Regions from separate parts of the Homo sapiens genome. Here region 1 is linked to region 2. Evidence: chromatin contacts called from ENCODE POLR2A ChIA-PET data. All regions are on one chromosome and are shown on one strand. Each heading gives the region's core, a stretch centred on a gene start or an enhancer-like site at or near the end of the contact. The rest is flanking DNA. Distances are from core to core; before and after follow the strand shown. Region 1 holds the start of H2BC3 (H2B clustered histone 3). Region 2 has its middle 8.7 kb from the start of MIR4645.

What was found. ChIA-PET counts read pairs that join two places held with the same protein, here RNA polymerase II (POLR2A).
Region 1: POLR2A ChIA-PET joins it to region 2 with 24 read pairs in activated CD4-positive, alpha-beta T cell. The contact joins the promoter of H2BC3 here to the enhancer-like site in region 2. POLR2A ChIA-PET finds 5 or more read pairs at or near these places in 3 of 52 experiments (activated CD4-positive, alpha-beta T cell and activated naive CD4-positive, alpha-beta T cell).

What each region holds. Positions count from the first base shown.
Region 1 is chr6:26,041,343-26,046,311 of GRCh38, forward strand. It overlaps H2BC3 (H2B clustered histone 3), which reads right to left and starts at 2,371. Exons shown (of 1, transcript NM_021062.3): 1 at 1,885-2,371. The coding sequence starts at 2,315. The coding sequence ends at 1,935. It overlaps H3C3 (H3 clustered histone 3), which reads left to right and starts at 4,042. Exons shown (of 1, transcript NM_003531.3): 1 at 4,042-4,527. The coding sequence starts at 4,069. The coding sequence ends at 4,479. It also overlaps the pseudogene H2AC5P. RefSeq lists enhancers at 2,615-2,854, 4,085-4,404.
Region 2 is chr6:2,861,546-2,864,045 of GRCh38, forward strand. It overlaps the pseudogene SERPINB9P1. Among named protein-coding and RNA genes, the nearest start is that of MIR4645, 8.7 kb to the left of the region's middle. RefSeq lists an enhancer at 1,160-1,489. Within about 2 kb of position 1,251, at least 8 of the 41 ENCODE cell types and tissues checked have a DNase peak (open chromatin) inside an H3K27ac peak, as active enhancers do.

The sequences.
Region 1 (4,969 bases), core at 1,121-3,620, about 23 Mb after region 2:
ATTCTGTTTTTCTCACCCATCAGTAAGTTCATGCTTGAGGCCCCTCTACAAAAAGACAGATTGGTCGGGTGCAGTGGCTCACGTCTGTAATCCGAGCACTTTGGCAGGACGAGGCGGGCGGATCACGAGGTAAGGAGATTGAGAACATCCTGGCCAACACGGTGAAACCCTGTCTCTACTAAAAATACAAAAATTAGCGGGGCATGGTGGCACGTATCTGTGGTCCCAGCTACTCGGGAGGGCGAGGCAGTAGAATCGCTTGAACCTGGGAAGCGGAGGTTGCAGTGAGCCGAGATCGCGCCATTGCACTCCAGCCTGGGTGACAGAGCAAGGCTCAGTCTCAAAAAACAAAAAAAAAGATTAGCAAGAGAAAAGCATACAAATGTATTTAATATAAGTTTTATATTACATGGGACCCTTCGGAAATGAAAACTCGAGGGAAGCGGGAAACCTGTGAATTTTTATGGCAAGTTTTGTGAAATGCATAGTTGTGGATTAATATGATTGACAGTAGGCATATGATCTAATGGTAATAAACTGAGGGGGACATAGCAAGGCTTGTTTGTTAATTACCTATTAACGATCAGCCGAGTATCAGCAGAGACAGCAAAACATCCTAGTTTTGAGTTAGAAGACCTAGGTTTTTGTTTTGGCTTATCAATTATGGGTATTGTTTTAGATGAAACATCAAGTATTCTTGATTTCTTATTTCAAAAATAAAAAATAAAAAATAAAGGAAGGAAAAAAGAAGAAAAAAAGAGAAGAAAAGTGTCAGAGTTACTTGAACCAGAGTAACTCCATTTTGAGTGAGGGCTAGGAAAATGAGGCTGAGACTTTCTGGGCTGCATTCCCAGAAAGTCAGTCATTCCTAGCTTCTAGATGTTTACGGTTAAGGGAACAAATAAATAATGTTTACTAAACAGACTCAGACTTAGGAGTGTCCAGATATCCCTATATCTGGAGAACAAAGGCATTCTTAATTTTGTTTAAAGATAATAATGTTGATTCTTGCAAAATATAGTAACTAAGAAAATTAATCCTTTATCACAAACTTGTAGCAGAGCACATCTCCCCATATATACAAGTATTGTACCTAGGGTGGATGCCTTCCTCCTCTTACTTTCGGGAATGTCCTGCTCCGTCTATGGAGTAGTTGTCGTTTCACCACTTTACTTTCTTAGTAAACTTGCATTTACTTTGCACTGCGGACTCACCCTGAACTCTTTCTTGCGCGGGATCCAAGAACCCTCTCTTGGGGTCTGGATGGGGACCTCTTTCCTGTAACATATTTCTGGCCACCACAGAAGGGACTATAGTACAGAAACCCTGACCCAACAGCTACCTTTGGGTAAGTGTTGGAGTTCTGTAACAAAGGAAGAAGGCAGGCAGGCAAAAAATTTATGAAAGAACATACGACAAAATAATTTCTGCTTCAAAACTTCATATTTTTTTAATTTTTTTTTTTTTTTTTTTTTGAGACGGAGTCTCGCTCTGTCACCCAGGCTGGAGTGCCATGGCGCGATCTCGGCTCACTGCAAGCTCCGCCTCCCGCGTTCACGCCATTCTCCTGCCTCAGCCTCCCGAGTAGCTGGGACTACAGGCGCCCACCATCACGCCCAGCTAATTATTTTGTATTTTTAGTAGAGACGGGGTTTCATCGTGTTAAGCAGGATGGTCTCCATCTCCTGACCTCGTGATCCGCCCGCCTCGGCCTCCCAAATTGCCGGGATTAAAGGCAAGAGGCACCGCGCACGGCCCCGTCCAAGTTAACCTTGGCTCTAAAACTTGTCTTCGCTAACATTCCAGTTGATCCTCTAGAACTGAAACAGAATAGCAGCAGCACCACCTTAAGAAATTGTGGTTATAGCTCTCCTTGTGACAAAGTAGGTGGCTCTGAAAAGAGCCTTTGGGTTTGGAAGTGCTTACATAAGCACTTATTTAGAGCTAGTGTACTTGGTAACTGCCTTAGTGCCCTCGGACACAGCATGCTTAGCCAGCTCCCCAGGCAGCAGCAGGCGCACAGCCGTCTGAATCTCCCTGGAGGTGATGGTCGAGCGCTTATTGTAGTGAGCCAGGCGAGAAGCCTCGCCCGCGATGCGCTCGAAGATGTCGTTGACGAAGGAATTCATGATCCCCATGGCCTTGGATGAGATGCCGGTGTCGGGGTGGACCTGCTTCAGAACCTTGTACACATAGATAGAATAGCTCTCCTTGCGGCTGCGCTTACGCTTCTTACCATCCTTCTTCTGCGCCTTAGTGATAGCCTTCTTAGAACCCTTTTTAGGGGCTGGAGCAGACTTAGAGGGTTCAGGCATTGCTATTCCTAAACAGAATAGAAAAGCTACTAACACTCTCCACTACAGAGTAGTACAGAGAACAGTTCAGAGCCCATGTATTTATAGTCCTGAGATTCAAATGACGGTTTAAGATTCCTCACTTCTGATTGGACAAAAGAAACACGGTTTCACTGAGGGGTGGGGTTTATGCAAATATGGAATTTATGTTATCTTTTTCTATTGGATAAAGCACCAAACATAATTGACCAATAGGATAGCTTCCTATTGCAGCCTTGCAGTTTGTATAAAAGGATTTGTTCAGGCGCCATTCCAGCTTGCTTGTCTTTCACAGTTTTCCGCTGCTTTCATAGGTCGCTATTTGCGGACGTGGAAAATGGAGCTAAAGCAAAAACTTGTTCGTCGCTACCGGGCTTGCAGTTCCCAATAGGGCAGAGTCCGTCATCTTTTTCGAAAGGGCAATTATTTTGAGCCGGTCGGAGCCGGTGCGCCAGTGTACTTACAATACCTGGCCGCCGAGATCTTAGAACTGGTGGGCAGCGCCATACGTGACAAGACCCGCAGCATCATCCCCCGCCACCTGCAGCTGGCCATCCGAAACGACGAGGAGGTCAACAAGCAGCTGGGCAACGTCACTATTGCTCAGGGAGGCGTCCTGTCCAATATTCAGGCCGTCCTGTTGCCAAAATAACAGAGCCACGATAAGGCCAAGGTCAAGTAAACACTCAAATCAGAAAACGTAGCTTACACTTGAAACGGCATTTTTCAGAGCCGTCCATAGTTACACAAGAAAGGATGATAACTTGCTTCTGTTAGGGTATTTTTTGCTTTTCGTTTGGATTGGTTTGTTTTGAGACAGTCTAGTTCTGTCACCCAGGCTGGAGTGCAGCGGCGCGATATCGGCTTACTGCAACCTCCACCCCGCCGCTTCACGCGGTTCTCATGCCTCAGCCTCCTGTGTACTTGGGATTACAGGCGTCTGCTACCGCGCCCAGCTAGTTTTTGTATTTTTATGCGAGACGGGGTTTCACCATTTTAGCCAGGGTTGTCTTGAACTCCTGGCCTCTAGTGATCGTCCCATCTCGCCCTCCCAAAATGCTGGGATTACAGGCGTGAGCCACCGCCCCCCTAGCCTAATGGTGTTAAAAAGTTAAGTTTCGAGAAAATAACACCTTCCTTTAGAAAGTACATTTTAGAGTATACAAAGTGAAACTTAAGGCCAACCAAAATAAGACATTTTGAGAACAGGCAGGGTGGGAATGTGACTTGGACTTAGAAAACAAAGGGCAAGGAAACTTGCTGTTCGCCAGTAACAAAATAGCATGGAATCTCATTCTCTGAATATAAGCGTTATTTCCCGACATGAGTCTGAACGTTTCTGGTGGTTTAGTGAGTGTTCACCAGCATTGATAACTTGCGAGACTGTCAGGAATGCAGAATTTCAAGTCCCACTCAAACTTACTGAATCGGAATTTACATTTTAAAAATCCTTAGATACCTTGTTATACACTCTGTTCTTTGGGACTGGATGAACTAGAATTTTAGACAATTTGTCGCTGCAGATAACTGAAACGAAAAGGACAGGATGGGCGGTGGGGCAACTCATCCAATAAGATTGTCTAGTAATGAACCAATCAGTCTGGTCACTCTTCAGCCAATGATTTTATCGCGCGGGACTTTTGAAATATTACAGGACCAATCAGAATGTTTCTCACTATATTTAAAGGCCACTTGCTCTCAGTTCACTACACTTTTGTGTGTGCTCTCATTGCAAATGGCTCGTACGAAGCAAACAGCTCGCAAGTCTACCGGCGGCAAAGCTCCGCGCAAGCAGCTTGCTACTAAAGCAGCCCGTAAGAGCGCTCCGGCCACCGGTGGCGTGAAGAAACCTCATCGCTACCGCCCGGGCACCGTGGCCTTGCGCGAAATCCGTCGCTACCAGAAGTCCACCGAGCTGCTGATCCGGAAGCTGCCGTTCCAGCGCCTGGTGCGAGAAATCGCCCAGGACTTCAAAACCGACCTGCGTTTCCAGAGCTCTGCGGTGATGGCGCTGCAGGAGGCTTGTGAGGCCTACCTGGTGGGACTCTTCGAAGACACCAATCTGTGCGCTATTCACGCTAAACGCGTCACCATCATGCCCAAAGATATCCAGCTGGCACGTCGCATCCGTGGGGAAAGGGCATAAGTCTGCCCGTTTCTTCCTCATTGAAAAGGCTCTTTTCAGAGCCACTCACAATTTCACTTAAAAACAGTTGTAACCCATTCGGTTGTCTATGTTAGTTTCCAGGAGATATAAAGGTGATAACTACACACAAGTTTTGTAACTGCAGACAAGTCTATCAGGCCTTTTCAACCGGTTTTACTGCGAGAAAACAAGCTGAGTTACTGTTTTGCCCTTGTTAAAAAATTCCTAGGGGTCTTTTTAGCATGTATATGTGTAAATACTTACATATTGAAAGGCTCCTGGGGACACCACCGTCACTCCTTTTAATCCACGTGACAATTTTAGTTCTGATGGCAGTATTATTAAAGCTATCATAAAGACAATGTGTGTGTAGTTACCTAAGTCCACAAAAACAATAGCTGACCCCAAAATTCAGTATTGGTTTTGGGCTGCTGGAGGTGGAGTCAGAGCTCAGGTGGAAGAAACTGGCCTCAGTACACACTGCCAAAAG
Region 2 (2,500 bases), core at 1-2,500:
GTCTGCAGCTTGCCTCCTGAGCCAGCAAGACCGTGAACCCACCAGAAAAAAAAAACTCCAAATACATCTGAACATCAATAAAGGACAGACTCCAGATGTGCCACCTTAAGTGCTATAACACATCATGAGGGTCTGCGGTTTTGTTCTTGAAGTCAGTGAGACCAAAACCCCACCAATTCCCGGTCACAAAAGGGTATAAAGTTTGAATTATGGGTTGAGCATTCTGGCTCACACCTGTAATCTCAGTACTTTGAGTGGCTGAAGTGGAAAGATAAGTTGAACACAGGTGGGGGAGGTAGCAGTGAGCTGAGATCACACCACTGCATTTCAGCCTGCGTGACAGACTACCTCAAAAAGTTTAAGGTACTCAAAGTTAACACATTTTGGAAATCTAAGGTACAGCATGGCTATGAAAGTTCATGAGAATGTATGCTTGAGATGTGCTAAGAGTAGATCCTGAATGTTCTCATCACATACACAAATGATAAGTAAATGTGGAGGATATGTTAATTTGCTTGACTATGGTGATCATTTCACAATGTATCTGTATTTATGGTTTAAATGTTTGTTCCCTCCCAAACTCATGTTGAAATTTAATTACCACTGTAACAGTATTAAGAGGTGAGACCTTTAAGAGGTGATCAGATCATGAGGGCTCTGCCCATATGAATGGATTAATGCATTTATCTGGGGAGTGGATTCCTTATAAAAGGACAATTTGGGCCTTCTTTTGTCTCTCATCCTCTCTTGCCTTCCACCTTCCACCATGGGACGAGGCAGCAAGAAGGCCTTCACCAGATGCCAGACCCTCAATCTTGGATTCCCTGCCTCCAGAACTGTGAGGAAATAAATTTCTGTTCTTTATAAATTACCTAGTCTGTGGTATTCTGTTATAGCAGCACAAAATGGACTAAGACATATATCAAAACATCACATTGTACATTGCAAATGTATACAATTTTTGTTTGTCAACTATACCTCAAGAAAGCTAGAAAAAATCAAATAGTCAAATGGATCTAAAGTGTTTCTAAGTAGCAAAAGTGCTTTACACATCTATTTTGTTACCATGTTCTATGTCATATTGAAGGTGGGCTTGCCTTTCCACCTTTGGAGTGGATCATAAAGTCCTTGAAGAATGGTCTTCCCACAGTATTCAGCACACAGGAGTACCCAAGACATTTGTGTAGAGTTCCTCTGAATTAAAGCTGATGTCAACAACACTTCAGATGTCACCAGAGGGTAGGCAGGGCTGCAGAGTCACCCACCTTCAAGGATGATGCTCCAGTCATACCCAATGTGAAAGGTGTCCCCTGGAGCCATGCAAACAAATGAGGTGGCCCCAAGAACAGGATCCTAACATCTCAGGAAGTCAGTCGGCCTTGCTTGGCCACAACTTGAGTTGCACTTAATTTTTAAACTACCATTAATCCCCCAAAACAGGTGGTGAGAAGGTATTTTATATATGAGTGTAACGGCTTTGTTCTCATTCTAAAAGAAAGCAGATGTTATTCAAATCAGATGACCACAACCAGATGACGGAAAGGGGAAGGCAAAATGTTTTAACTTATTAAAAATATAAACTTGACTCAGAATACTCACATGATTCAGCTAAAGAGAAAATCATCTCTGGTGTTTAGGCACTCATTTGCATTTAAAAACCCAAAAGGAATCATTGTGACGAATTGTTGATATTAATATTTGTATTAACTGTCTAGGGCTGCCATACATAACAAAGTACTTTAGGCTGGGCAGCTTAAACAACAGAAAGGTATTTATTGTCTCATTTCTGAGGGCTGAAAGTCTAAGATCAAGGTGTCAGTAAGGTGGGTTCCTTCTTGGGACTCAGAGGGAGAATATGTTCCAGGCCTCCCTCCTTAACTTGCAGATGGCCCTCCTCTCTCTATAGCTCTTTAGTGTTTTCCCTCTGTATGTGTCCGTGTCCAAATTAACCCTTTTATAAGGACGCCAGTCATATTGGGTGACCTAATGACCTCATTTTGCCTTAATTACCCCTGTAAAAACCCTGTCTCCAAATACAGTCACATTCCAAGATACTGGAGGTTAGGAATTTAACATATGAATTGAGGGGAGTGAAGAACAACCCAATCCAGCCCATGACAGTGTCCTAGTGTTTCAAGACAGTTTCTGCACAGATAGACATGGAGACATCGTTCTATCCTTACCTTGCTGATTTTAAGACTCCCTACCCCACACACAAGTTGCTGCTGTTGTTTATTTAATAAAACTGTGTAGATCACTTTCCTTTGAAACACTGATGCACAGCTGTGGAAGGTGGGGTATCTGGGATTACATGCCGACATCCAACCTCGCTGGACCTATCCGGCCCCAGGCATTGCACCAAGGACTGAGATACACTCGTGGATTTAATCATCCAAACACATCTCCTAGGAGGAAGGCCATACATGATCCCCCCAGGCTGAGGCTTCTTAAGGCTCCCCAAGGGGAGGTGGACTTGACACACTGAATACAGGATCACTCC